3 separate regions of the Mus musculus genome follow, and all the other regions are linked to region 3. The links are chromatin loops, found by intact Hi-C in ENCODE. Cell type or tissue: left cerebral cortex. All regions are shown on one strand. Links, peaks and the distances in the headings refer to the core of each region. The heading gives the core; the rest is flanking DNA.

Region 1 (9,945 bases), core at 994-8,993, 68 kb after region 3:
TTAGTACTTGGGAGGCTAAGGCAGGAATGTCATGTGTTCTAGGCCCACCTGGACTACATAATAAGGCCCTGTCTCCAACTCCAAGTGGACATTTGCCCCTACCAAATTCAGTAGCATTCATAGAGTAAGAAACAGAGCCCAGTGGATGACGAGGGCTTGAATTCTTATTCTAGCTCTTTCTTGTATGTATTTAGGTCTAGCTAGAGGTTTACACTGACAGCCACCCATGGGACACTCTCCAGGAGGGTTCAAGGAGCCATCTCCTGAAAAGATTAAAGGGGACCTGAACTGCTGTCTCTGCTAGTCTTCCTGACAGGGTGCTCAGTCGTCTCCTTCAGTCTCCAGTTGTCCCCTTCTCCTGGATGACGGGGTGCTCAGTCACCTCCTTCAGTCTCCAGTTGTCCCCTTCTCCTGGATGACGGGGTGCTCAGTCACCTCCTTCAGTCTCCAGTTGTCCCCTTCTCCTAGATGACAGGGTGCTCAGTCGCCTCCTTCAGTCTCCAGTTGTCCCCTTCTCCTGGAAGGCTGCCCATAGTGCTGCTTATTCCTTGGTGATCTGTTTTGGCTGATCTGTTTCTATCAGTCTGAGGCAGAGCGAAATGGGAGTCAACTAAGAAGGGCCTGAGCTTATAGAAGAGCTTGCCTCTGGGCAGGAGTTGGCACTGTGGTCGTGATGGTAAATCTTGTCCCTCTGGCCTTTCAGCTACCCTGCAGACAACCAAAGAGGATCTGTCTTGGCTGGACCCAAAAGAACCAGCATGGTCAGCCCAAGCCATCCACCCCCAGCTCCTCCTCTGAGCTCTCCGCCAGGTCCCAAGCCTGGCTTCGCTCCTCCACCTGCCCCTCCACCTCCACCTCCCATGAGTGTGCCACCTCCACTACCATCGATGGGATTCGGGTCTCCTGGGACCCCTCCACCCCCATCACCTCCATCTTTCCCTCCTCACCCTGATTTTGCTGCTCCTCCACCACCTCCCCCACCACCAGCAGCTGACTACCCAATGCCACCACCTCCTTTGTCCCAACCGTCTGGAGGTGCTCCTCCGCCTCCTCCTCCCCCTCCCCCTCCAGGGCCCCCGCCTCTCCCCTTCAGCGGTGCTGATGGCCAGCCTGCTGCACCACCACCACCACCACCTTCTGAGGCCACCAAGCCCAAGTCTTCATTGCCTGCTGTGAGTGACGCGCGCAGTGACCTGCTTTCTGCCATTCGCCAAGGTAAAGCCAGGGTTGGATCTGAGGACACGCACCCTTAGCTGAGATGCTGGGGCAGGATCTTGACCCTTTCAAGGAGACAGCTTTCCCAGACAACTGAGAGATTAGACCTCCAGGTCAGGGTGGGACTTCCCTGAAAGATACTGGGATTGAGAGTTCTTCCTCTATTTGTTGATTGTGAATTACTTTTTAAGCTGGGACCCTAGAATTCCTTGAAGTAAGCACGTTATGTGTGTTTACATACATCTTCTTGGGAAAAGATCCCCAGATGAAAATGAGTCACTGTCCCATCGGCCAACTTTTCAGCCAGACTCGGTTGCAGCTGTCTTCTCTGCTCTCTCATCCCTCCCTGCCTGCTCCCATTTCTTCCTATCTTTTTCTTTCTTTTCTCTCCTTCCCTTCTCTTCTTCCAGCCACCCATCTTCCCCCTCCCTCCTCTCCCCCCTCCCCCCTCCCCACTCTCCTGTCACTCATTGAGATCAGATTTGGTCGGAGGGTTAGGTGTGGTTTGTTCTGTTGGTAATCCTCCAAGCCCCACTGTAGCTAGGGCTGAGCACTTGCCTGATGGGGGTACTCTAACTTCAGAAGCCTTGGTGCTCACAGCCAGGCAGGACAGCGGGCTTCCTTTCAGAGATGTCCACAACCCAGAGATGCTGATTCCACAGGACCTGTCTTTCCTTTTTTTTTTCCCTTGCTTCTTCAGGAATCCATCTTTCTCTGTCCTTTATAATCCTGTCCTGATGATACTCAGTCCCAGAGGGTTGTGAGACTAGGGCTGTGCTTCCTGCCTAACCCTGCTCCTCTCCCTCCAGGCTTTCAGCTGCGAAGGGTTGAAGAGCAACGGGAGCAAGAGAAGCGTGATGTGGTGGGCAATGATGTGGCCACCATCCTGTCCCGTCGGATCGCTGTTGAGTACAGCGACTCGGAAGATGATTCTTCTGAATTTGATGAAGACGACTGGTCGGATTAACTCCGCCTGCTGCCCACATTCCTCTTTCTAGTCCTCCCACCTGCCTTCCTCCATACAAACTAACAGTCTCATGGGGGGAAGAAAGCAAGGGACAAAGAACTGCAAGGGGCCAAAGCCAAAGATCTATCCGAGTGCTTCCTTCAACTGACCATATGCTTCTTCCTCGTGTCTGCCTGCGGGCTCCTGAGGGTCCACAGCTGAGCTGATCCATCTTTCCCTCAAGTGACCGTATCTAGTGACAGGAAGGGAGAACCCTACAGTAGATCCCTCTGCTTGGGTTTCAACTGGAGATAGTGCCTTCCCCTGATAACCATTTTAACCCATGGCCTTCGTCAAAACCCTTTCATTTAGCTACTTCAAATAATGTTATCCACCTCCTGTCTCACAGCAGTGGGTACAGCCTGTGTGGGCGCAGGTGGTCCCTTTTCTGTGCCCTGACAAGTAGACTGGCACACTCCTGCCCCACACTCAGCCTTCTGCAGCAGGTAGGCTTGCTTCTGTTAGCTCTGCCTGGATGCCTTTGTTCCAGAAGGCATCAGGCCTCTAAAGACTGTCTCACAAGTGATGCCCTTCTGGAGACTGAGGGTGTGGCCTTCCTCCCATGCTCTCTCTGGGTGAGTGTGGGGTCTGGGTGTCCTTTGCATTCCCCTCCTCACCCCAGGTGCCTTAAGACAGCCCAGTTCTAACCTGATATTCATGACCAAACTAGCCCTGACACTCAGGGACCTGGGCCTCTGCTGACTGTCAGGAGCAAAACTTGAAGGTGTGGCACCGCAGGACTGGAAGAGAGTGGAACACCTTGGGTCCTGCCTGTTCAGGGTACTGAGGCCAAGATGAGAAGTGACTCTCTCAAGGTCACACAGATAGTGATAGAACAAGAGCCCAGGCTTCCTGTTTCCAAGTCACCTGTGTTTCCTGGGACCAAATAATGAGCACCTGCTGGAGTCTGGGCAGAGCAGCCTGGCTCCCTTCTACCCCAGAGCTCCCAAATGCCGGCCTTGCATTTGGAGGGTTCATGGCCTGTGCGGGGAGGTGGGGGGGGGGGGCTCTCCGGTGCAGCTTTAACTGCAGCCGCTCTGGTAAGCCGCTCTTATTTCCCCTTCTGTCTGCAGCCAGTCATGTGGCATGGGAGCTGTGCTGGGGAGGCAGTGTAGAGAGGAGCTGTGGGGCAGCCAGCCTTGGCAGGTGCAGTTTGCAGTTCACTGCAGCTCCCTCCCCCTTTTGTTTCCTCAATTTAAGCAGAGGTTGTGCCAGCTGTAGAAACTTCAGTCCCTCAGGCTGGCAGCCGCTGCAGGTACCTGCCTGGGGGGGCCTGGCAGCCATGGAGAAGGCTGAGAGGCAGAAGGACACGGGGTCTTCCTGCCTCACCACCTTGCTGTGCATGATGATGCTGACCCACCCCCTTTACCTCCCTTCCCAGAACTGATACACGGGTGTTATTATTCAGGAAAAAAACTGAGCAGCTCTGGCCAGCAGCAAGGTTTCTTCTCTACTGCCCCAACTATTGTGTGGCCTCTTGTGCTGAAATCTCTGGCTTCAGAGCCTGAAACAAAGAGAAACAGGATCTGTCTCTACCCAGCACAGCAAATGGTTGTAGTAATTGCCAAAGCCCTCATAAACCCCTCCGGCTTGAGGAGAGTGCAATCATGGCTCTGCTGCCTGCACTTGCTGGGTTCCTCCCCTCTGCCTCCTTTCTTGAACTCAGAGGTAGGGACTAAGCACCAGGTGCCAGCAGGCCCTCCTGCTGTGGCCACTCCAGAGTGCTCCGTGTCTCCATGTGTCCGTGGCCTGCCCCCCCCCCAACCCCCCAAATCCAGTGTCTGGCACCGGGTTTGGCAGTCAACTCCATGCTGTGCATGTTTCCCACCCCGTGCCTTAGAAGCTGAAGGTGCTTTTTCATCAGAACCTTAACATGGCTGTTGATGGTACCCTGGCTGCAGCCCAGCGGGGGCTGGAGAGGCAGGGGAGGGCAGTGGTCCTTCCAAATAGAAGTCCTGGGGCCTGGCCAGGCCAGGGTTTGGGCCTAATGGTTTTTACTAAATTACTCCCCTCCTGCTCTCCGAGAAAGGGGAGCCAGAGCCGCTCACTGTGGTTCTGTTCCGACCTTGAAGGGGCGGTATTGGCCTGGCTTCTGGAATGGACAGAGTCCACCAGGAAAGACTGGGGGCGGGAGGAGCTGGGGAGGGGCCCTGTCTGCGGAAGGTAGGATTAGATCATTAGCTCAGTGACCTCCTAGGGTTTCGATGTGCTGTGTTCTCATCCTACAGCTGGTTTGGTAATGATCTGCAAGTCCCGGAGAGCAACAGCACAGCTCCGCCTGACGCTCTCATTAAAATCCATGCAGCCAAGCTCTGCGCTTTGTAGCAGCCGGCCTTGCAGAGCCTCCTCAGCTTGGGGGGCTGGGGACCCAGTCAGCTGAGAGGTCCTCTAGGCTCTACTTAGGCATATGTGTACCCAAAAAAAAAATTTTTTTTTAAGCATGCTTCTTTTAAACCCAGAGCCCTTTAAAATAATAAAGAACCCAGTGCAGGTGGGTGTGTTTGTGGAATCCCGTAAGCGTAGAATACCAAGTTTAGTGACTATTTAAACTGGGCTGAGGCTGGTAAGACTATAAAGCAGTGGCCCATAAGGACTCTTAAGCGTGAGGCCAAGGAGCCACGTCCCTTCCCAGTCTGCCTGGCCCAGGGGGGCTGCCCCCATTCCTGGAGCCCAGGGGCCCAGCTTGCAATTGCTAGTGTCAGGAGTGACTTGTAGCTTTGCCTTGGTTGTGAAATGATTTCATTCCAGGGGAGGGGGCGGGGGATCCCTTGGAGGCTCAGAGCAGCTGGCCCAAGCTGCAGCTCGTCTCCAGTGGAGGCTTGAATGCCCTCAGAAACGACCCTGGCCAATGTCACCGCAGAGCCGAGGCGGTGTTGTCAGGGCTAATGTGAAATCTCTTCCCGTGGCGCCGATCCTCTGACTCTATAGCGCCAGCTTGGACAGATTGAGGTCTCTGTGGCTTTGGTGACCCTGCTTAAGCATTCCCACCGTGTCCCTGTTCTGCGCTAGCACTGCCTCCTGCTGCAGCCCCTGACTTGACCTCAGGGCCTGGGGAGGGAAGCACCATACCAGGGCCAGGAGCTCCAACTCCGACGTGTCAGCCTCTGGGGGAGGGGGGATTAAGCCTTGAGCTTGGCTGGTGCCCATTGGACCTGGGACCAGGTGTTACCCAGAGAGGTGCCTCTGCTGTGCTTCCTGCCTCCATCACTTTCCTAGGGCCTCCGTGAGGGCTGAGAACAGCTCTGCTCTGCTCCTGTATTATTAACTTGCTTCAGTTAACTGACTTGAGAAACTAACCAATTTTTACCTTCTGCCTAGAATGATGTACACATAGGAGAGAAAGCTATCATGTTCCCGAAGTGCCTTGTTTTCTCTGATAGAAATATATTTATAAGGACCTATTCCAATAGGCTCTTGGTGTTTCCCATATCAAGATTTCTGCTAGCTAATGCATAGAGGGAATACTGTCTAAAAATAGACCCTTTCTTCCCAAAGGTTGGGAGGTGGGACCTGAGCAGTGGAGTGAAGCCACACCCCACAATTTTTTATTTATTTTTTTATTTTTAGATAGGGTTTCAGGTAGATCTGCAGGCCTTGACCTTACTATATAGTTGAAGATGGCCTTGACCTCCTGACCCCTGCCTCAGCCATGCCTGGCTAGGACAGCCAAATTGTTGTTGTTTCAAGTCTGGTTTCATTTGCTTCCCTGCCGGGTTTATTGTGTGTACCCCATTTGTACTCCCAATAACCTGAAGATTCCATGTAACTCTTATGTACGCGCATGAATACTTTAAATGCCAACCTTTTCAATCATTTGATAAAGTCTTTGTAGTCACTCAGTCACCTTTGGTGTCTGTGTGTGTGTGTGTGTGTGTGTGTGTGTGTGTGTGTTTCGTGGGAGAAGGTAAGCAACTCTGCAGGCCACAGGTGGGTGAGGGACTCTGTAAGGGGTCCAGCATGGGTGGGCTTCAAAGGCAGGAGGCCTCTGGCTAGTTTGTAGGCACAGGTCCCCTTCTGTGAGGACAGCCCTAGAGCTGGCTGCCCACAGCTCCTTGCACCAGGCAGGAGAGGCGCACACTGAATGCTGATGCCGCCTTCCAACATCTGGCCGGCATCTTGTCTGCCTCACAGACCCAAGCAACTTACCTTAAATAGAACCGTTCACAATGGAATCCGATAAAAAGGTTTTGGACTGCTCCAAGCCCCATCTCTTGCCTGCCTGAGGAAGACTGAGGGGGCTGGGTTTGCATTCTGACCCCCCAAAATGACCTACCCAGGAAGCAACGGTTGTTGGAAGCACAGCTGTGGGTTACTGTCCCTAGGGGTAATTTATGAGCAGACACCCAGATCCAGGCCCAGTAGACACAGTGGGGTGGCCCGGGGAGACGACAGGGAGCAGAATCGGGGGGTTTGGTGAGGGGGGCGCCATGGGCCGTGGGTCACCACGCCTGCTGTTCACAGAGTCACCCACGGGCATCGCGGGAGAGGGGGCAGAAGTTTTTGAATTGTCAGCAAGTGCTGCGCCAGCCACTCTGAGCTCATCGCTGGAGGTGGGGTGCCGGGGAGGGGGCACAGAACCCCTCGCTCCCCTCCCGCGCGGCCTGTGTTTAGTCAGCACTTGGCCGCCAGAGCTGGTGACTGACAGGCAGCCAGACGCCCGCCCTGGCAGAAGACAAAATGGTGTCGGAGCCGCCCTTGGAGGAACGGGAGGGAAGGAGTGTGGTTCTGGGAAACTAGAGGCCTGTGCCTGGATGCTGTCTCCACTGCTGCCACACAGGGAAGAAAGCCCTGACACTGTGCGAGTCGGTTCGCCTCCTGGAACTAGGGAAAAATGGACATTTACCGGAGTGCCCACTACCTGCTATAGGCAGCACATGCGAAGTGTGCGAGGTCCCCAGTGGACAAGAGAGGTGCTTTGAGCTGCCTAACCCTGCCTGCTGCTATGCCATTTACGCTGCTCAACGATCCACCCCGCAGCAGGCTGAGGAGTGCCAGTGTCTAAGGTTTCCGCTCTGAGATCTTACCTGCCGCACCTACCCTGCCAGTGCTCAGTTTTACAGCTGCACTAACAGGTGAGGGTATTTTTGTTCTTTGGAGTCAAGCAAGCTTGACTGAGGCCCCAGCCATCTTTGACCTTTGGGGCAGAAGAAACCTGTGCCCTTGACTACTTGGGAACAACACCGGTTCCCTACGTCTGGGCTCCAAGCAGGTACATCCTGCCCTGTTCACACATGCATGGGTTCACGTACACGCATTTGTCTAATAAGTAGCCTACAGTCCAGGCCCAGAAAGCACACTTAGACATTGTGTACAGAGCTCTGCTCTTATGCAAAACAAGGACACAAGTCAGCACACAGCTACAGGAGCAGGCATAATTGCAAGCACATCTAAGAGGCCTCCTGAGCCATGGTGCTGGCTGGCTGCCTCGGCCAGCTGCTCACTGCCCCCTCCTGGCCACCTTTCCACCAGGGCAACCTGGCACCATTTCCTGAAGTTCTGCTCAGGGTGATTGGCAACCAGTTCTCACCTAGATTATGGAATCGGGAGCAATTTCTGGGCCTCCCTTCCCCCAGGCCCAGGGTGTGGGGCCCCAGAGGAAGCTCTTCAGGGCTTAAGGACACAGACAGCCTGAACAGCCTGAGCAATCCAAGTAGAATTGCTCTCCTGTGTGACAGCATGGCGATACCCTCCCACTCCACTCCAGGGAGCAGCCACCCCCGCCCTGCCCTAGTGTGTGCCCCACCCAGTACTCACCCTCTTTCTCTCTCTCTCTCTCTCTCTCTCTCTCTCTCTCTCTCTCTCTCTCTCTCTCTCTCACACACACACACACACACACACACACACACACACACACAAGGTTTGGAGGTATAGGCTTCCACGCTGCCCAGGCAGGAGCTGCTCCAGCTCAAAGCTCCCTGCTTTCCGGTCTGGACTTCAACTGCCTTTATTCAGCAAGGCATTGAGCCTGATACTAGGTGCAGACATTCCACTGTGGTGTTCCAGTCGGTGTCTTTGCAGCTGATAACGCTCCCAGATGTACACCCGGGTAGAGCACATCTGTAAAGGGGTCAGTGGCTTCCTCGGGACAGACTTAAAGCCTTTGGTTCCTGTTGTACAGATGTGGAAAGGCACAGAAGGGCTTTGCGGCGGGCCCAGCACCACACAGCCAACTGGCATCCGATGTCAAAATAGAAACACCTTAGTGATGCTCAAGAGAACACAGCACCTTATGAGGTTGGGCCCAGAGATAAGGAGACTGGAGCCGAGTGGCAAAGTCGGGAGCTCTTTTTCTTCAGAAAATACTCACAGGGCCAAATGAAGACTTGGGGGAAGCTCTGAGGAGGTTCTAGACTTGGACCCTCAGCAGGGAGGCTGGGGACAATGCATCTTGAAAGCTGTGTGGATTCCTCCATTGCTTCCTCCTGCACTGGGTAAATCCCTGACTTGCTTTTATGCAGAGGCATGAGACAAGTCAAAGGAGCCTCTCCCTAGCCCATGGCTGCTTGCTTGCCCATCTGTGTATGCACGCATGAGTGAGGTGTGCACATAGGCCTGGAGTACCAGTGTGTGCACTCACCTGAGTTCGTTTATGCTTGCCTCAAGTAGTGCATCTGAGTTCACGCACAGGTTTATTATCCATGACTGTGGTTAGTTGGTTTATGTGGATATTTATTTATTTTGAGACAGGGTCTCTGTAGTCCAGGCTGGCCTCAAACTACTGGTGAGCCTTTTGCCCCAGCCTCCTAAGTGTTAAAATTCTAGGTATCAGCCACTGTGCGACAATGCCTGCCTCTCTCTCTCTCTTTCTCTTTCTCTCTCTCTCTCTCTCTCTCTCTCTCTCTCTCTCTCTCTCTCTCTCTCTCTCTCTCTCCTTTCTTTTTTTAAGACAGGGTTTCTCTGTGTAATCCTGGCTGACCTGGAACTCACTCTGTAGATCAGGCTGGCCTGGAATTCAGAGATCTGCCTGCCTCTGCTTCCTGAGTGCTGAAATTCAGAGATCTGCCTGCCTCTGCTTCCTGAGTGCTGGGATTAAAGGAGTGCTGCGCCACCACAGCCTGGGCTATTAAAACAACAACAACAACAGAAATGGGGATTGAACCCCAGGCTTTGCTGTAGCCTCAGGCCCTGTGTGTGAGCTTACATACATAAACAGTGTCTGTGGGCTGGGTGACAGGACTGGAGTTGTGATGGGCACCTAGCACAATCACATAATTCAGCTGCAGGGAATCTGAGGGCACCCACACTCCCTCGGGGAAAGTGCTTGCCTAGAACATCAATCCCAGTTCAATCCCTAATACCATAATAAAACCAGGTTTGCTGGTCCACGCCTGCAATTCCAGCACTTGGGAGATGGAGATGAGGATCTGAAGTTTAATGCCATCCTTGGCTGTGTAGTGAGTTCAAGGGCAGCCTGGACTACCCTGAGACTCCGTCTAAAAGTAAAAATCAATCAATGATTTCTACATGTCTGACCGATGACTTAATGAACAGGTAAGGTTTTGCTTGAGTGTGTGCTCAATGCAGTTGGCACATTGAATCCACTTGGGAATATACAAGGGTTCCCCTGCCTTGGTGTGGAGAGCTGGGTGGAATCTGCCTACATACTCACCCCGTGGTGTGTACATTTGTGGGTGTGTATGTGTGTGTACAGGAATGGCTTTGTGTGGCTGTCCAAGTAAAGTAGAAATGCCCTGTGAGAAAGTATGATGTCATCACTCCCCCAC
Region 2 (9,945 bases), core at 1,292-9,291, 120 kb before region 3:
GAGAGTCCTTGTTTCAAAAGAGAGAGAGAGGTGAGAGAAGAAAAAGGGGTGGAAAGTCCCAGCCTGCTGCAGCAAACCTGTGATTCCAGCACTTGGGAGGTACAAGCAGGAGAATCAAAAAATCCAAGGTCATCCTCAGCTACATTGTAAGCTTTAGGCTAGCCTGAACTATTCGAAACCCTGTAACAAAGGGAAACAAAACGAAACAAAACAAAACCCTTATTAAAAAAAAAAAAAAAGGCTTCCAGGACAGCCAGGGCTACACAGAGAAACCCTGTCTTGAAAAAAAACCAAAAAAAAAAAAAAAAAAAAAAAAAGGCAAGCGGGGGTGGGGGTGGGGGTGGGGGGTGGGGGGTAGGAGGTGGGGGGTTGGGGGTGGCCCACGCCTTTAATCCCAGCACTCGGAAGGCAGAGGCAGGCAGATTTCTGAGTTCGAGGCCAGCCTGGTCTACAAAGTGAGTTCCAGGACAGCCAGGGCTATAAAGAGAAACCCTGTCTCGAAAAACCAAAAAAGAGAAAAAAAAGCAAGAGACAGAATTGAGTGGATGCAGAGACAGGAAATGAAGCTGCTGGAAAGTCGAATTAGGTATGAGTGGAGTGCACTACACTGACAGTGGGTTAGTGCCAAAAATGGAGATGGTGAATTATTTGAAGTCCTGGTCAGCCATGTGCTTGGCTGGGATTCTAACCCTTGGACAACAGCGTTAGAAGGCAAAATAGAGTTTTGTGGGGGGTTTTCAAAATTGTGTGTGTGTGTGTGTGTGTGTGTGTGTACAGTGTCTGTGGATACCAAAGTTTCCCCCACGCCCACCCTGCACCCGAGCTGAAATCACAATTAGTGGCAAGAAACTCTGGTCTTCTAGGAGACCAGCTGAAAGGCTGTGACCCTCCGGCCCCTGATTTGTTTTGCTTTTGAGATGGGGCTTAGGGTGAGGTGGCGGGCATGCCTCAGGCTGGCTAGGAAATATGTCATCTACATTAGCTTCAAACTCCAGCCTCCTGAACACCGGCGCTGGGATTCCAGGCACAAGCTCAGCCTCCACTTCGTGACTAGGGTAGAGGAGGGATAACAGAAGAGACAGGAGGACATCCACTCTGAACACATGGAACCACACTAGGTCACGCTTCTAGGACACATAGCTTTGACCAGGCCCGTGAACTGAGCATATCACTATACTTGATAACACCTACGGAATTATCAGTGGTGTCCCAGGCTAAGCACACACAGACAGACAACAATGTGCTGACCTACAGTTAGAGAGATAACCGAAGGCAAGCCAAGGACACACACTTACCCCCCAAGACTCGGTGGAGAGAGCCAGGACCTTGTACACCCTGATGGACACAGGAATTTACACATATGCCGTGTGACCGTCAAGGACCTTACCCTACCCCCCTCTGTCTTCTCCAGGTCCCTCACCACCTCTGGCAGGAACAAAGCTGACCTTTGCCCTGTGGCCTCTGGCCTCTCCTCCCACACCCCCTGCCCCAGAGGGAGGAGCTGTTTGAAGTCTGGGCTGCAGCTGGGGTTTCCTGTTGCCTAGAGGAATGTGGGAGGATTGTGCAGGGGAGGGGAGAGGGGCTGGTCTGAAGGAGGGTAAAGTGGGGGCCCGTAGTAGTTTTCACTGTCAGGGGGGCTTCCTGCTACCCTGATCTCCTGGACCCTAGATCTAGCCATTGCATTCGATGGCGGGTAAAGCTGGGACAGAGTGGCTCTAGTCCAGGGCACATCTTGTTCTTGGATCTGCAGCTCAGTGGCTCAGGAAAGTTCAGGAAAGCTTGTTAGGTCCCAGTTTCTTCTTGTATGGAGGAAACTGAATTACTCTATAGCAATTCAGACATCCTTTCTGGAAGCCCCAGAACCTTTGTATTCAGAGAGGGGGCACCCATCGTTTCTCCCCTTTCTATGAATCCCAGGGACTATCAGTCATTGCCGTTCTTTTGTTTTGTTTTGTTTTTTGAGATAGGGTTTCTCTGTGTAGCCCTTGCTGTCCTGGAACTCACTTTGTAGACCAGGCTGGCCTCGAACTCAGAAATCTGCCTGCCTCTGCCTCCCAAGTGCTGGGATTAAAGGAGTGTGCCACCACTGCCCGGCTGTCATTGCCATTCTTATTATAACCTAATCTCTCCTCTACCTTGCCAGTTTTCTATTTATTTATTTATTTGTTTATTTATTTATTTATTCTAGAGGGAGTCTCTCATGTAGCCCAGGCTGGCCTTGTGTACCTGTACAGCTGAAGATGACCTTAGATTTCTGATCCTCCTGCTTCCACTTTCCCTATGCTGGGGTTACAGGCACATACCATTCAGGAACCTGAGTCTATTTTATCCATGGAAACCTGGGCCTCTGACAACACAACAAATAAAGGCAAGCCCAGGTGTGCCTGGATCCCAGTTTACACGGCCTTTAAAACCTTAGGTCCCCACAGTTTTATCTTTACTTTCAAGTAATATTTCCTGGGTCTGAATATACTAGGTTTTGTCTCCAGTGAAACAAACGTGGTTGGAGGAAGCTGACCCCAGAAAGAGGAGAGGCTCTTCCTAGCTCTTCCTCAGCTTAAATCACCGGAGCAGATATGGAGATTGGACACTAGGTGGCAGCAGCATCCCGCATAATAGTTCATGTGCAGTTTGGGGGACCCCTTCCCCAACATACTTTGGAAAGGCTCCATAAGAAAAACCTGTCCCTAAATTCCAGGAAGGCTCTGCTGTGTTTTGTTTCTAGGAATCTGTAACCCTTTGGGGCTACCCACTACTTCTGCAGAGGGGACACCTGAAGCAGCCTGGAGAATTTGGAGCATATTTGGGAAATTCTACCTAACTTCTTTTTCGTGTGCCTTTTGCCACCTAACTAGCCATTCCCCCCGCCCCCTTTATGCTTTTCTTGAATATCGATTAGTCCCATCTTTCCTGGGGCTCTCTGCCACCAGTATGATCTCATCCCAACCTCTGCCTACATTTAATTCAAGCAGTAAGGGTCTTCCTATCCTTGGTAAAGGTGGGTGAGGCATTAGAGATGGGCAGACCTGGGAGTCTCTCACACCCATCAGCACTAAAGTTTGCCCTATGGGCGGCAGTTATGGCAAGACACCAAAAGTTCTGCTTGTGATGACCTCAGAGTTGAGTTTTGAAGCTACAAAGGATCGCTAAAGCACCTCCTGCTTTTATTAATGCCCGTTCTTATCATAATCAGTTCTTGGGGTTACTTTGTCTGCAAGCGAAGTGGCCCCTAGACAGAGGCCTCTCCAGCTGGCCACATGTGCCACGATGCCACATCAGTGGGTGTGCTTTTTAGAGCCTCCCCTGTTACTTGCTTTCTGGAAAAGTTTCAATTGCTCTATAGGTAGGGACTGGGAGAGATGGAGGGATGGTGAAGGTGGTGTGGATGTGTTGTTAGCATAATGTCACCATCTAAACATGTGTTGACTAGCAATTACCCTGCAAGAGCAAAGAAGGCATCAGAAGCAGGTGGATCAGGGAGTAAAGGCATTGCTAGAGAAGCTTAGGACATGGGGCAAGATGGACTAAGTTGGCAGACATTGGCCAAAGGAATGTCAGACACAGTCATGAGTTGGGATCAGCTCAGAAGCAGTCAATAGACAAGTAGCAGGGCAGTGATCACTGCATCACTCATCTGTTTCTTCTGCAAACCTTATCTACCTTAGTGCCAAGGGAGGACACATAGACACAGGGAAGAAAGATCAACAGTAAAGGATGGCGGGGACGCGGGGGGGGGGGGGTGGAGTAGAGGGAATCACCACTCTGTTACCGCCCAAGGGTTAAGGAAGGAAGGAAGCTTTGAAATTATCCAGATGCTGAATCTACCACTTTCTAATCGGGACACCTGGGCTCCGGAACTCTTATATCTAAAATAGAAATAAGGTCTCGTAGGGTTTTTTCTGCAAGGCTCCAAGGACCCCGTGCTGCCCGGGTGCTCAGTAAATGGCAGCCGCGGCAATTCTCCTTTCAGAGCTGTCCAGCCACCTCCCTGGGGGTAACAAAGCCTTCCTCAGAGGCGCACATTCCCATCTGTGGGATAGGCAAGGCAGGGGGCCCAGAGCCAGGGGCTGGAGAACAGATGTGACCTGAAGAGGAGGTAGGTGAAAGTGCTGCGCCCAACCCCCACGCCGCAGCAGGCGCTGGAGAACTGTTGAATTCCGCTCACAAACAATTGTTCAAATTCAGAAGGCATGGTATCTACACTTTGTCCAGAATTTTTTGCGCCCTCGCCGCCCGTGGACGACAATAAAAAGTAGGCGCTGGAAGAACTAAATCCAGGGCTGAGTTTGAGGCGAAGGGCCACGAAATGCGGAGGAGACTGTAGCGTTTCCAGAGCGGCTTTCTTGCCAAACGCCTCTTCTGATAGGAAAAACGTCCCCAAATTGAAAGTGTAGGTCCTCTCGTCTCTCCATGGGCCCTCTCAACGTGTTTGGGACACCCCAGAAAGTCGCAGCCCTTTTGGCTCATCCTCTGATGCCCGATTCCACTCATTTTATTCTCAGACCCCGCCCCTGCGCTACCACCCGCAACCTTGGCGCAGCCAGAGCCCCGAGTAGGGGCCTCGGAACGCCCGGAATGTTCCTAACCCTTGAGGAGGATCAGCAGTCCTAGATAAAACGGGATTCATCCGGGCCAGGGATACTCCGGCATAGGGTCCGCTCCGGGCCGCGCCGTCGGAGCAGCCGGAGTGGCCCCGCCCGCACAGCGCGCGGAGCGGCCGAACAGGGACTACAAGTCCCGGCGTGCTCTGCGCGCGCTCCCCCCTGGGGTTCCGGATGGTGAGCAGCGAAGGTAAGGCGAGCTCGCAGAGGCAACGGCGGCGGCGGCGGAGACGGAGAGAGGCAGGCAGGCAGGCAGGGCGAGGGCGAGAGACGGAGGGAGGGAGCGAGCGAGGCAGACCAGACAGACAGACAGGCGGGCGGGCGGGCCGAGCGAGCCACCCGCCAGGCTGCGCTCAGCCCCGCTCGCAGCGGAGAGAGCAGAAGGCAGGAGGAGGGAGGGGAGGAGGGAGGAGGGAGGGAGAGAGGGAATCCAGCTACCACCACCCAAAGCCAGCGTCTGCTTTCTGTCCTCATTTCCTTTTCCCACCCAGCTCGGAGAGCAGAGAAAGGCAGAGAGAGAGAGAGAAATAGAGACAGGCAGACAAACAGACAGACAGACAGAGCGGGAGGGAGGAGGGCGGCGGAGGAGGAGCAGGAGGACTACGCGGGGCGTCTTCCCTCCCAGGTTTGCAATTGGGGGGTTGGGGCGGGGGTGTCCAGGGCTGTGAGAGTGTGTGAGCGGCTGGGGAAGCGAGTGGGGCGCAGATAGCGAAGGAGTAATCGTGGTGGGGGGGACGCCGCGGGAGCGGGGGGCCGTGTCCAGCGGAGTTAGCGGCGGAGAATGTGAGCCGAGGCGCGAGCCATGCTGTCAGCGACGGCAGGCGGCTCAGGGCTCCTCTACGACTCCTCTTCCCAGCAGCCGGGCGCCCGTGTCGCTGCCGCCGGCGGAAGATAGACGCCCCCCGAAACCCCTCGCCTGGCTCGGACCCACGGAGCCGGCAGCCCAGCACTCCGGTAAGTAGCGCCTCCTGCCCAGCAATAGACGCGGTTGGGGACCGGCCGGCCAGGCTCTTTTGTGCAGCGCACTGTGGGGGGGCCCAGCGCCCCCAGTCCGGTCCGCCGGACCCCGTGGCTGCGGTGCCCGCGGTGCGATCGGTCTTTGTTTCCACCGGGGCCCGCGGCTCGGCTGGGCTCGGCTCGAAGCCTGGCAGGCAGCGCCGGGAAGGGGGAGGGGGAGGTGGACGGGGAGGGGGGGCGGGGAGGGGGGGTTCTCGGGTTTCCTGGCCGCCCCGCGGCTCCCCCGGCTCGGGGGCGAGGTGCGCGCCCAGAGCTGCCGCGCACCCCCTCCTCCTCCCCCTCCCTCCGCCTTTGGATTTAAAACTGCAATTTGCTCTCCAGCTTGCTGAGAATGTGGGGGGGGGGATGTAGGGGGACCGTGGGAGCGGAGAACAAGGCTGGATTTTAGGATAGGCGCTGGGAAAAGGGGAGACTGCGGAGGGAGGAGCCCCTCCCCTCCAGCCCCCAAATCCCAAGGTTCCGTTGGCGCTCTGGGAGTTGAGGGGCGGGGACCTAATGACCCGGAGGGGGTGTGGGGCGGAGGAGGGATTTGGGGGCGGCCTGGCCAGAGGGGTTGGGCCGCGTGCCCGGTTACCTGGCGAACAAAGTCGGCTCACTTTTGCATAAATAAATAAATAATCGTGTATCAATACGTTTCCTCTAGGGCTCTGATTGAATCGGCCCCCTCTTCCCCAGGGGGTGGGGTGCTGAGTGACAGCTGTCAGCCCCCTAGGTCGGGAGCTGGGGTGAGCTGCTGAATCTCTGCTTTCTGGCTGAGGGCGCCTTCCCTGGCTGGGTCTGGGTCCCTGGGCAGAGCCAAAGGGGCAGGGGGCTGGCTCTGAGACTAGGAGATAACCTTGTTTCCTGTTCTACAGGAAAAGGGACAGCAACCCAGAGTTTGGGGGCTGGGGACGAGGACTGATGGGAGCTGGGGGGGGGAGGGTTCCCCAGCAGCCTGACCCCCCCAGCCTCCTGCCAGGCAAAGGGGCCAGCTGAGGGAGGAAGGATGTGGGCCTTGCTGGCCGGAGGCGGGAGCTGGGGCTGTCCCTGAGGCGGGCAGCGGGCACAGATCGCACAGAGCAGGAGGAGGGAGAGAAGCGGGGGCGGGAATTCTCTACCGCAGACCCTAGGGGCCAGGGCCAGATGTGGAGGGGTGGGGAGTCTCCCCTCCCTCCCAGCTTGGGGGCCCTGGGGCTGGGCTGGGAGGGGCTGAGCCTGGTGCCCTCGGTTCTGCACCAGTGCTTGACTGGCAGGGCCAGCTGAATTTGGGCCCAGGCGTCACCCTGGGAGGCAGGGCTGGGCTGCACCAGCCTGGTCCCTGAGCACAAGGAGGGACCCTTGGGGGGCCTGTGCCTGTCTGGCTGGGCAGGCGTTTCCCGCTGGACCAGTTGGTGTCAGGCGGGACTTGGCCCCAGCTCCCTGGGCTGAGCTCAGGGTGTGAGGACAAGCTTTGCCTCCGGGTCAGGGTGGCCACATTCTGTCCGCTCTCGCTGTTGCCGCTGGCAGGGCAGGGGCATGAGCCCAGGCCTGGGCAGAGTCCTGCCAGGAGCATTCGGGGTGTTTCTATTGTTGACTTGTCCCCGTTCAGTGTGGCCCGGTGTGTGTGTCTGTGTGCGCCAGGGCTGTAAGTGAAAGATTACCAGTCTGTTCATCCCCCCCCCACCCCCCCCACCCCCCCAGCATGGGAGGAGCAGGCAGGCTCGGCTGTGGTGTTCAGCTGTGGAGGGACCCTCGAGGTAGCACATGCATGCCACTTGTTAAATCGCCTTCCTTTGAGCAGATGTATATTTATTTTTATTGTAATGGAAAAACCAAACGGGATAGTAAGTTGAATTCATTTCCCCTGTGTTGATAGCTGGAGTAATCCCCCGAGACTGGTGAACTTCTGGCCCCAGAGCACCCACCCTTCAGAGGTGGCAGTGACTAGAGAGGGGATGGGCATCCACCCAAACCTGTGACTCATCTCCCACTTGGTTTGGCATGGGAGCAGGTGCCCAGGTGGGGCAGACATTGCCCCCCTCCCTTGGCATCTCCAGGGTGCTGTTTGACCATTCAGGCACCTCCCTGGCCAGTGCCTAAGCTGTGCCTGTGCCCCCCCAGGGACAGTCCCCTGGTGGGCTTTCTTCTCCGCCTGGGCTGCAGGCCCACGTGCTGATATTTATTTTCTGTACTAAAATCCATTTTTAATGCCGTTACTTTTGAAATAATATAGAGAGAAACAAATGTGATGGGTTTAAGTTGCCCTCTGTGAGTTTTTAATGTGATCTATGGCTGAGGTAGTGACGGAAGGAGCTGTTGGGCTTAGAGAAATCTGTTGTCCTAGAGAAAGACTTGGCTGTTTATTATGGCTGTTGGGTTGGGGGGGGGTCTGGAACAAGGTCTCAGGGTCAGGGAGCCCCTGACACCCCCAGGTAATCTGGGTAAACAGTTTAGTTTTCCAGTTTTAGTGTGTGAGGCTTCCAGGATTACTCTATATTGTTCTCCAGCCTAACTGATGGGGCCTTTGGTGGTGGTGGTGGGGCAACCCCCCCCCCCCCCCGCGCCATGTGCTTAGCTATTGGCAGGGAAAGGTCTCTTGCTTGCTGAGTTCAGCAGAGGTATATGAAGGGAGATTAGGTCTGGATTCTGAAAGATGTTAAGGGGTGGGGGCTCCAGCTGATTATAACTGGGGCAGACCGTTCCTGACAGAAAAGGGTTTGGTGGGTGCACTGATAGAGCCTCCTGAGGGATGTCAGCCTGAAGCATGGCTCTGTTTCTCATTGGACAGGGCTTCCCTTCAAGCAAACCTGGATTTGGTCATTTTCCTCCCTTGCTCTGTACCACCCCCAGGGCTACTTGTGAGTCGAGTCCGTGAATCTGTGAGCCTGTGAGCCTCTGTGTGTGTGTGTGTGTGTGTGTGTGTGTGTGTGTGAGTGAGAGAGAGAGAGAGAGAGAGAGAGCGCTCAGGAGCGCTCGGGAGGGGGTTATGAGGGGGTGGGGAGCGTGAGCGAGTTACATGTCTTCTGCCAGCCTCCCAAGACCAAGGGGTGCCATGTCTGTGTACCAGATGCCCTAGCCCTTCTGGTCTGGCTGGGTGAGGTCAAGCAGATGCACTATTATGGGATGGAGCCAAGCTCTGTCTCTGGTGGCTGGGATCTCTTGGGACAGAGAGAAGAGGCAAAGCCTAGGTGTGGTGGAGTTGGCGACAGCTAGATGAAGCAAGGGTAATATTGTTGCTAATGCCAGCAGATCCCCCCCCCCCCCAGAGTGGGATGGGGGGGAGGAGACCCAGACAGCCACATGCTCCTGAAGAGTGGGAAAGAGAGAGAGGCTAAAGCCATTGAAGAGAGTGAGAGAGAAACTAGGCAAGGAATGCTGGGGTCTCAGGGCTCGGTGGTGGACCCCAGGAACCTCCGAGGACCTAGCCTCATCCCACCACCTCTCTCCTGCAGGCAGACTCTAGGAGGCACTGCAGGCCTCCTTGCCATGATTGAGGGCTAGGAGTGAACTATAGAAATAAAAGTGTATATGTCTCTGGGAAATGGGGGGGGGGGGAAGGTGGGAAAGAGACAAGGGAAGAATCCCATAGCGTGACGGGGCGGGGATTCCATGGGTCTTGACTAATGCTTCCAGCCTCAGAGCAGCCTTCCCTCTCTGTCCTTCTCAGGTATCTGGGAGCCAGAGTTCTTGGGACCTGTGGGCGGGGCCTAGGCTAGGTGGGTTACTCCACAGGTTGGCAGGCACCCTGTGCAAGGAAACACCCATGTTATAAAAGTGGGGGACTTTAGCACCCCAAAGGTGTCTGTCATCATCCCTTGAGGTACCCCTCCCCAACCGTGTGCTTGACAGAAGGAATACAGACCCAAAGGGGAGGAGCCACTTGCCCAGAGTCACAGATACCCTGGCTAGGCCAGCCTGGGACTCAAGCTCTTGTATCCTACCTCTCTGTAGCTGGGGAACTGGCTCAGCTGCAGGGGGGCCTCCTTGGCACAGAGAGGGGCTGGAGCCCATGGAGAAGAGCAGGCAGGCACCCTTGTGGCCAGAGCCCCCTCAGGGGAGGGGGAGGCACTGCTGCCAGGAGAGGGAGGGAGGGAGGGAGGGGAGAGAGGAGGGGAAACAGTGAGTCAGGCTTCCAAGAGCTGAGGATGTGAGAGCCAGGGAGCTTGGAGGGAGAGGGCAGGGAGGGCTGCTCTGAAGGGGGAGAGAGAAAGAGCCCAGCCAGGGGCAAGGAGAGCCGTGAAGAGAGGCAGCCAGCCCCTGGCCCCCGCCCAGTGGCATGCCAGGGTGAAGCCAATCTGAACTTTGCCTGAGGTGGGTCAGGAGGAAGCCATATTCCGTCCCTTCTGCAAGTCCTTCTCTGATGAGTCTC
Region 3 (9,945 bases), core at 1,090-9,089:
GGAGCCACCATGTGGTTGCTGGGAATTAAACTCAGGACCTCTGAAAGAACAGTCAGTGCTCTTAACCGCTAAACCATCTCTCCAGCCCAGTAATTTTCTTTTGAGTCAGAGTCTTACTATGTAGCCTAGCTGGCTGGAACTCACTATGTAGACCAGGCTAGCCTCAAACTCAGAGAGATCCATCTGCTTCTCCTTCCACACTAGGCCAGAAACAATTAAAAACCTTACTTTCTGTTTACTTTGAAACAAGGTCTCCCTGTACAGGCCAAACTAGATTCAAACTTTCGATGTTGTCCAGGTGGGCCTTGAATTCCTGCCATAGTTCTGGGATTGTAAGTGTGTACCATCAAACCAGGAACAGTGGCGCATACCTGTAATGTCAACACTCAGGAGCCTGAGGCAGGGGGATAATTACAGGTTTGAGGCTAATGTGGGCTACATAGTATCAGGCTGCAGAGATGACTTAGTGGTTTAAAGGGCTTGCTGCACTTCCAAAGGACCTGAGTCCCAGGACAAGCACTTATGTTGAGGAAGAAGAGCAAATGATAGCTGCCCTTCACTCCAGCTATGATCCGTATCTTTCAGATAAGGAAACAAGCTCCGAGAGGTGAAGTACCCTGCCTAAAGCCATAGCTGGATTTCGTGGTACACATCGGTAATCCTGGGACTCAGAAAGCTCAGGTAGGAGGATTGCCTTGAGTTTGAGGCCAAACAAAATAAATAACACTGTCAAACAACAAGAAGAACCAAACAATAACAAAATTACACATTGAGGACGTTGTCAAGGAATGATTTAGAGCCAGCTTGTTCGGCTTCAAAGTCTTAAAGATCAGAAGGCAACAATGGCCTGAGCATAAATGTCTGCATCCGCTCTATCTCAATCCATGGTCTGGATCTGTTGCTTCAGACTCACTTCCCTGGATGTGGGGTTGACTAAGCACCATTGATGCAGTACCTCGATGGTTGTGAGCCTTCGTGTGGTTGTTGGGAATTGAATTTTAGGACGTCTGCTCGCTCTGGTCAGCTCCACTTGCTCTGGTCAACTCTGCTCCCTCAGGCCCAAAGATTTATTTTTTATTATACATAAGTATACTGTAACTGTCTTCAGACGCACCAGAAGAGGGTCTCAGATCTCTCATTATGGGTAAGCCACCATGTGGTTGCTGGGATTTGAACTCAGGACCTTCAGAAGAGCAGTCAGAGCCGGGTGTGGTGGCACATGCCTTTAGTCCCAGCACTCGGGAGGCAGAGGCAAGCAGATTTCTGAGTTCAAGGCCAGCCTGGTCTACAAAGTGAGTTCCAGGACAGCCAGGGCTATACAGAGAAACCCTCTCTCGAAAAACAAAAACAAAAACAAACAGAAGAGCAGTCATTGCTCTTACCCACTGAGCCATCTCGCCAGCCCGATGTAAAAGTAACTTTTGCCAGTTATGGCACACACAGGTAGGAGTTGCTGAAGTTGCAGAGACAGGAGGATCACAGATTTGAGACCAGCCTGGGCTATACATTGGGCTGGAGAGATGGAAAGAGCACCAGTTGCTCTTCCAGAGGTCCTGAGTTCAATTCCCAGGAACCACATGGTGGCTCACAGCCATCTGTAATGGGATCTAATGCCCTCTTCTGGTGTGTCTGAAGACAGCGACAGTGTACTCATAATAAATAAATAAATCTTGAGAGAAAGAAAGAAAGAAAGGAAGAAAGAGCAAACTCCCATTTCCTCGGTGAAGGTAAATCGTCACCTCAGCCTTGTGACCTTCCATCACATCCAATCTTCAGCTCTCCAAAGAGTAGAAGAGGTACAGCAAGGTTTGGTGACTGTTCAAGGTCACTCAAGCCCGGGAGCACTGGTAACAGTCAAGGTTCAGACACAAGCGAGTCTACCTTGACGATTCCTTCTTTTAGTGCAGTGCCAAGATTCTAGGAGAACAGCTCCACTTTCAAAGTCAGGTCCTACCCCCATAACATTCTTATCTATTTAGCAATAACAGGATCTGAAGGTCACGTTTCCTCTGCCCTGCCTCCCTGATGTCACTCTCCTTGTGGCTTCATTCCTTCTGCACCCCTTGACTTTTGATGTGTTCCACCTTTTCCAGCTTCCAGCTCATTTATGGGCAGACACTCCTCCCCACTGTTTATCCATTCACCCCAGATATCACCTACTGAGGGGTGCTTCCTCTGACCTGATCCATCCCAACATTCACTCTGCTAAACAGGTTGCTTCTTGTTCTGCCTTCTTGTTCCCTTCCACGGTGTATTTTCATGAGCCTGGTCACTTATTTAACTTGGAATCCAAGTTCCATGAGGGTCTGAGTCTGATTTGCTCAACTTTGCAGCTGTCCATTCCCGTGGTGCTTTGCAGATTGTAAGTGCTTAGCAGTTTTTAAGCGTCTATGTGCTGTGTGTGTGTGTGTGTGTGTGTTTGTATGCGTGCATGTGTAATGGCATGTAATGGCATAGACATGCCAAGGCCTATGCATGAACGTTGATTCTCTCTTTCCACCAGGTGGGTTCTGGGGAGTGAATTTCAGTTACCAGGCTTGGCAGCAAGCGCTTTTACCTGTTGAACCACCTCAGTAGTTTCTACTGAATGGATGAATCCTTTAGTAAACAAATGATCACTGGGAGCTTTGCCCACCCATTCATTCTGCCATTAATTCGCTGAATGCTCACAACTGCACACAATTTTTTTTAAGGTTTAATTATTTTCTTTCATGTGCATGTTTGCTTCAACCTATGTGTGTGCACCAGGTATATGTAGTGCCCTTAGAGGTCAGAAGAGGGTGTCCTAGTCCCCTGGAACTGAAGTTACAGGTGGCTGTGACTCACTTTGTGAGTGCCAGAAACTGAACCTGGATTGTCTGCCAGTGGCGAGTGCTCTTAACCACTGAGCCGTGTCTTAGCCCCTTGGTGTCCATGTTTTAGAGAACAAGTCAGTGAGGCGTAGAGAGACTGGAAGTGGTGGAGTTCTGTCCTGATCTTAGGTCAGTCTGATCCCAAAGCCACTGTCATTTACACAGCTTGCCCTCCTTCACTTAACAGTCACAGCGGGGATTTAAACAGTCACATGTCAGACTGAGTGTCCCAATTCAAGCCCAGAAGACACCAATCCAGTAGTCGCTGGGGCCCTGTTGGCTCGGTTTATTTGGTGGTGTCTGCCTTTCTGAAGTCTTGAACTTCAGGGAGGGAAAAGGACTTGGACATACACACCAGAGCGGCCCTCGATGGCCAGACCAAAGCAGTCCTCAATGGCTAGAGCTCTGTTCTAAGAGTGGACAGACCTGAACAAAGACCTGGGGATGTCCAGTGTGCTGGCAAATGTCTCTAATCCCAGCCCTGGGAAAGCAGGGGCAGGGAAAGCAGGGGCAGGGCCAGAGGCAGAGAGGCAGAGGCAGAGAGGCAGAGGCAGAGAGGCAGAGAGGCAGAGGCAGAGGCAGAGGCAGGGAGATCCCTGGAAGTTTCAGGCCAACTTGGCCTACACAGTATTCCAGAACAGCCAAGAGCTACATAATAGAGAGACCCTGTTCCAAAAATAAAAATAAAAATAAAAAAGATCCAGCATCCGGCCACCTCACTGAGGGCCCCAGTGAAATTTTCGTTTGGCTTCTGTTTGGGTTATTCATTGACCGGTCATCTCTTTTCTCTTCACTTTTAGAACGCTAGGAACAAGTTGACCATATCTCTGGGGGCACTTTTCTTCTTCTTTTTTTTTTTTTTTTTTTTTTTGGTTTTTTGAGACAGGGTTTCTCTCTGTAGCCTTGGCTATCCTGGAACTCACTCTGTAGACCAGGCTGGCCTCGAACTCAAAAATCTGCCTGCCTCTGCCTCCCAAGTGCTGGGATTAAAGGCGTGTGCCACCACTGCCTGGCCACTTTTCCACAAGAATATTGGTCTAGCTGGTTTTACAGTGACCAGAGTGAAAGAAACAGTCACCCAGCACCCTTAGGACCATCCTGGCCTGTTAAGGGGATGAGAAAAAAAAAAGCCATTTTCAGGTGACAAGATGTCACAGAGTAAGAAATACAGGAATAGATGCTAAGTGGTGTAGGTCTGAGTTCTGTGGTCATTTCCAACTAGCTGGGTGGCTGCGGGAAAACTGTATCAAGTATTCAGGGTGTTGTATGTGTGCGTGTATGTTGTATGTGAGGATGGACCAGTGCAGGCCAGAGAATCACCTCAGGTGCTGTTCTTCAGGCAACTTTTACCTTGGTTTTAGTAACTGGCTCTCTCATTGGCCCAGTCTGGAGGAGCAGGCTAGGCTAGGCTGGGCCTGTGAGCTAGAGCTCTGCCTGTCTCTGCCTCCCCAGCGCTGCGAAGTCAGTATCATCGGGCCTGTTAGGCTTTGTTTGGAATCTGAGTTCTCAAACGCAGGTCCTCATTCTTTCAAAGCAGCACTTTACTGACTGAGCCGTGTCGTGTCGTGACCTCCACCCCACCGCCCTCACACCGTGCACCCTTTTTGAAAGGAAGCAAAGAGGGAGGCAGACGTGGCGGTAACAAAGCCTGCCTAAGATCCATTCTTCCACAAGAGGCCAATACCTGCTCTACAGAGATGCTCTAGTATACTAAATGTGCTAAGCCGGACTCGTCACGTTGTCACCCAGCCGCAGCATTTTGTATTCTATAAGTCACTTGGGAGTGTATTCTCAAACTGCCCACCTTCATGGACTGGGACGTGCCAGGGCCTACTGCATCTATTTTGTAGAACAAAGTGAGAACTAGGTAGGCAGCAGTTGTCCGAAGTTGCAGAGTGAAGTGACAGGTGTTTGGCTCACCTGACAGTGGCCTCTCAGAACTAGCTCCCAATCTCAGGATGCCAGCTTCACCCGAATACCTATCCTTTGGGGTGAGCTGAAGCCTATGACTCACTCGCCCCCACCCGACTTTCGGTCCCGCTTGGGACAAGGCGTGAAGGGACAGAACGATCTGCCACTTGAGGGGTGTCTACAGAAAGTTCATAGGCTCGGCCTGTTCTTTACACAAAAAACAGGCTGGCTCTCTGGACTCTAATAAAAATAAATCGTGTTTCAATACATGTTAGCCGAGGTCTTTCCCTGTCTTAGCAGATATTTTTGTACTTAAACTTGGGCGTCGATGTACCTTTAGTCCCATCTCCACTTCACTTGGTTTGTCCTCGCCTCTGTTTACTCCGATTGCGGAAGTCGCTCGGGTGGAGTTCCCGGGACACTACCTTTGAATACGTCTTTTGCGTACTTATTTAATTGGCATTGGATTCAGACCAATGGGATAGCTGGGGGCTCCGGGCGGGTGGGGCAGGGAGCCAATCAGAACGGTTGGCGGGGTGTGGCTGCGTCCCGGGGCGGGGAAATCGCGTAATGGCGGACTCAGGCCGGTGGAGTGCGGCTGGGGGCGTAGCGCGCTGAGGGGGGCGTCCGGCTGAGTAGCAGCCCGCGAAGCAGTAGGCTGGAGCGTTCTCCGTGGGGACGCGGACCGGCTGCCCAGCCCTTCATGTCGCTGAGGGCGACTGCGCGAGGTCAGGTGAGCAACAAGTCCCCCTGGGCGCGCCCGGCTGTGAGAGGCGAGCGCCGGCCCGGCCACCCCTGCAAGGGTCCGGTGGCACCGGGTGTCTGCTCTGACGGTCGCTGGTGCGGCTCGTGTGTTGTCAGCGCCGTGGCGACACCTCAGGGGTGGTGGTGACCCAGAGTGCCCTTCGGAGACTAGGGAGGGTCGGCGAAAGTGGCCCTACCACCAACCCACTGTGTGTTCTTGAGCAAGTCACTTCCGTCTTCGGGCCTCAGTTTACCATTTGTAAATAGACTTCACCGAAGCCTGTGAATTGGGTCTCAGCAACTCCCCGAGCTCCTGGACAAGTTCATCTCCAGGCTGAGCCTCAGTTTCCATATTTGGACCATAAAGTAATTGAGGTGCTCTTTGGGGACCCTGGCTGCTAGGCTGGGGGTAGGGACATTGTGGAGGAGTGTGTGAGCACGCGCACATGTGCACAGAATGAGCCCTACAGAAAGGAGCCTTGGCTTACGGGCCACTGGTACCAATGCATGGGTGCTACCCAGATCGTGACAGGGAAGGGCTAAGTCCTGTGGTCCTTTGAGATGAGGAAATGTTCATAGATTCAGAGATCAGGGGTTACCCTTGGCGTTTAAGCCCAGCACTGAAGAGGAAGAAAGCCAAGGAAAATGTTAATGGTTGTCCTACTATGTGCCAAACCTTAGGTATAAGTGCTTGTTTAGTTTTTCCAGCTGTCCTTGTAAGTTTACTGGTGAGGAAGTCAAGTAGGTTTCAGAGAAGTAACTTGCTCAGGGTGACACCGGAACGTGTGGCACTTACCAAAGTGAGGGTGTTTCCTCTGGGAAGCACCGGGCGCGCAGGGATAAGTTAGTGTTCTCTTACAAAGTTTGCTTTGTCATAAATGGAGGGAGGGGTCTAGCCTGGAGAGTTGATTTCACTTTTGGTGTGGAGACAGGCTAGGTCTTAAGCTCAGGATTATTAATTATAAGCCCATCTCCTTTTCTTGCTTTGTGACTAAGGAAGGGCCATTTCTGAGTGTTAAAAATCACTTCGAAGTGTGTCAGGACAGCAGAGGATTCCGTTTGAGTCCCAGGCAGGTGTCACCAATATTTGTTGTATAGAGACATGAGTTTTGACTCCAGGTGGTGTCATCAGAGTGTCTTTCTCTCCTCTGTACAAAGGCTACATTTTATTGGGAGGGAGAATTTATCCATCTGTTGTATAATTTCTTTGGGTTCCTTGGGGCTAAAGTTTCAATGGCCTGCCTGTGTTCAAGTGTAGCCTTTCTTTCTTTGTTCTTTCCTTATCTTGCAGATGAGTAAAGGCAGTGGACTTTGAGTAGGAGTAGCTGGGTACCTTAGCCCTTAAGTTTTCCAAACCGCCAGAGCTTTGGGTTAATCAAAATAGCAGGTCCAGCTGTGGGTATTGTTCTCATGTGCCAGTGTTAGGGAGGGAAATCCGAGGAGGAAGTTGCTGAGAAAGAGGGCGTTTCTGAGCTGTGGAGCCAATATGTATTTTCTTTGTTTGAAATTCTAAAACCAGAAAAGCAGCAGCTAGAGGAAGGAAGGAAAGGACTTGCAAGCCTGCTTCCTGTCAGGGAGCTGTAAGGACTGTCCCGGGCCATGTGGGAGGCACCGCTTGCCCAGAAAAAGGCAGTTGAGTTGGCTGGACTTTGAGAACGGTCTTCTAGATTTTAGAATATAGAATGAAGTAACTTTAGGTCTTAAATCTTCCAGAGTAAACGATTAAGGGACTCTTTATTGAGTCATCACTGTTGGTTCGTTGTCCCCATCATACTTCCCAGGCTTTGTCTGAGTTTTAACTGTGATTACAAACTCTGGGTTTTAACATAATCTGACTTTCCTACTAGAGGGTGCAAAGCCACCAGCACTTGAAAAATATGTTTGCCCATTTAATTATATCCATGTTGTCATTTTCTTTTTAATGTTGCTATTTATTTATTTATTTATTTATTTATTTATTTATTTATTTATTTATTTATTTATGAGTCTGGGTCTTCCTATGTAACTCAGGCTTACCTTGATCCCAGTATTTTCCTGTGTCAGACTCCCAAATGTTGGGATTATAGGCATCAAGCATTAGCATACTCCACTTGGTTTTTGACATTTAAGGTTTTTTTTTTTTTAAATGGTTGTGAATCACACAACTTATGTAGTGACTTATGTCCTCTGCCAGAGCAACAAGTGCTCTTACCTGCTGAGCCATCTCCTCAGCCCCTTGTGTCTTTTTAAAAAAATATATTTTATTTTACCTTTAATTGTCTGTATGAGCATTTGGCTTTGTGTGAATGTGTGTGACTTTAGTTCCAGAGGATCTGATTTCCACTTCTGATGTCAGGCAGCCTGCACATGCACACTGCACATGCATACATGCAAGCAAGATATACAGTAAATATTGTACAGCAAAGTTGATTTCAGTGTCTGAAAATAGTGTTGTGTAGAAAACTTTTTTTCCTGTGATGTAAAACTTTTACTTTAATTAAAATGTAGTCAGTGGGCGTTTTCTCTCAGATTCCGAAGTATGCCTTTTAGCACTCTCTCTGTACTTGTTTTGATAAAAGTACAATGACCCCCACCCCCACCTTTTTCTGTTTATGGTTCTGCTAAGCAGACACTCTTTCCAGCTGAATTACATCACCACCCTCTCTGTCCTCCCCCCACATTTATAAATAATAATTTGTAGGTTGTTTGGTCTTTATTTTCTGTAAACTCAAAGATTGGTGTTTGTAGGACTTTTTTTTTTTAAAGATTTTTTTAAATGAATACAGTTTTTTTTTAAAAGATTTATTTATTTATTATATGTAAGTACACTGTAGCTGTCTTCAGACATACCAGAAGAGGGAGTCAGATCTCATTACAGTTGCTGGGATTTGAACTCAGGACCTTTGGAAGAGCAGTCGGGTGCTCTTACCTGCTGAGCCATCTCACCAGCCCTTAAAGATTTTTTTAAATTACTATTATACATAAGTACACTGTAGGTGTCTTCAGATGTGCCAGAAGAGGCCATCAAATTTCATTACGGGTGGTTGTGAGTCACCAGGTGGTTGCTGGGATTTGAACTCAGAACCTTCGGAAGAGCAGTCAGTGCTATTACCGGCTGAGCCATCTTGCCAGCCCCCTGTTTGCAGGACTTTAGAGCTGATTTTCCTTCAGGGTGATGCTTAGTGTAACGTGGGATAATCACTAGGAGATGGAATCTGGGTCAAATTGTTTCTTTTTTCCTTTCTGTTTTTCTTGGTGTTTTGAGACAAGGTTTCTAGTAGTACAGGCTTGCCTGGACTTAGCTATGCAGCTGAGGATGAATTTGACGTCTTTTTTGTTTGTTGGTTTTATTTTAAAAAGATTTCTGTGTTTGGGTGTTTTGTTTGCATGCATATGTTTGTGCCTGGTGACATGGATACCCGGGAACTGGAGCTGCAAACAGTTGAGCTGCTGTCTGGGTGCTGGGAACTGAACCGAGGTCCTCTAGAGGAAGGAACGTCTAGTGCTACTAACTGCTATTTCTTCAGCCCCTGACCTTGAACTCTTGATTCTTGTACCTCCACTTCTAGTTCTGGGTTTAGAGACTTGTCTAAAAATAATTCTTGGTGGATTTTCTATGCCACTTTTCCCAAATAAACACAGGGCGTTTCTACATTGCTCTAGCCTCTTTTAGCTCCCAAATAAAGACACAGAAACCTGTTTTTTGTTTGTTTGTTTCGTTTTGTTTTGTTTTTCCCGAGACAGGATCTCTCTGTATAGCCCTGGCTGTCCTGGAACTCACTTTGTAGACCAGGCTGGCCTCGAACTCAGAAATCCGCCTGCCTCTGCCTCCTGAGTGCTGGGATTAAAGGCGTGTACCATCACGCCCAGCTTTTTTTTTTTTTTTTTTTTTTAATTTCTTTTATTTATATGAGTACACTGTAGCTGTCTTCAGACACACCAGAAGAGGGCATCAGATCTCATTACAGATGGTTGGTGAGCCACCATGTGGTTGCTGGGAATTGAACTCAGGACCTCTGGAAGAGCAGTTGGTGTTCTTAACCACTGAGCCATCTCTCCAGCCTGAGACCTGGTATTTTTATTAACAAGCTACAAGCCTAAGCTGGGAAGGTTCTGAGCTATCCTAACCTTCCAATGCTGTCCATTCCCATCCATGTGTCCCTTTACCTTCAATCCATGGCTTGCCCTGGCTTGCTCTGGTCCGTGTGACCTCACGGTGACTCCTTATTTGTTTTTGGCACTTTCCTTTCTTCTTCACTCTCTGGGACCCCCTGACCGGGATTGGAAGTCTCCCTATTCTCTTCTCTCAGCTAGTTGTCTGATCAGCTCTTTATTAAACCAATCAGGAGGTGATGGAGAAGAAAGAATGTTTACAAAACACTGAGACAGGTGATGATCCACAAAAGTAACATTACCAAAGTCTGGACATATTCCACTCTCTGGGGTACAGAGATCAGCA

What was found. A loop is a pair of places that touch in the nucleus more often than their neighbours do. Peaks named below come from ENCODE experiments on the same cell type or tissue, not always from the same donor. Only the 100,000 strongest peaks of a DNase experiment are listed, where the experiment ranks them.
Region 1: it touches region 3 in a loop (2.3-fold over the local background); 11 of 42 quality-filtered maps call a loop at or near these places.
Region 2: a loop joins it to region 3, with 8 times the contacts of the local background. A loop is called at or near these places in 8 of 42 quality-filtered maps.

What each region holds. Positions count from the first base shown.
Region 1 is chr4:133,193,693-133,203,637 of GRCm38, forward strand. It overlaps Wasf2 (WAS protein family, member 2), which reads left to right. Exons shown (of 9, transcript NM_153423.6): 8 at 704-1,215; 9 at 2,025-4,638. The coding sequence ends at 2,182. Mir7017 (microRNA 7017) reads left to right here and starts at 1,963; the gene lies at 1,963-2,024. In left cerebral cortex, for the core only: a CTCF peak has its summit at 7,676 (motif pointing left); DNase peaks (open chromatin) are centred at 4,474, 6,345, 6,842 and 7,678; H3K27ac peaks cover 2,900 bases.
Region 2 is chr4:133,006,733-133,016,677 of GRCm38, forward strand. Ahdc1 (AT hook, DNA binding motif, containing 1) reads left to right here and starts at 4,774. Exons shown (of 7, transcript NM_146155.3): 1 at 4,774-4,791; 2 at 5,458-5,555. It overlaps Gm36599 (a long non-coding RNA gene), which reads right to left and starts at 1,420. Exons shown (of 3, transcript XR_390813.3): 1 at 1,296-1,420. In left cerebral cortex, for the core only: CTCF peaks have their summits at 2,602 (motif pointing right), 4,548 and 9,019; DNase peaks (open chromatin) are centred at 2,613, 4,829, 5,682, 6,381 and 3 more places; H3K4me3 peaks cover 4,122 bases; H3K27ac peaks cover 3,317 bases.
Region 3 is chr4:133,125,233-133,135,177 of GRCm38, forward strand. Wasf2 (WAS protein family, member 2) reads left to right here and starts at 5,401. Exons shown (of 9, transcript NM_153423.6): 1 at 5,401-5,496. In left cerebral cortex, for the core only: no CTCF peak of the experiment used is centred there; DNase peaks (open chromatin) are centred at 5,210, 5,972, 6,262 and 7,038; H3K4me3 peaks cover 3,037 bases; H3K27ac peaks cover 3,164 bases.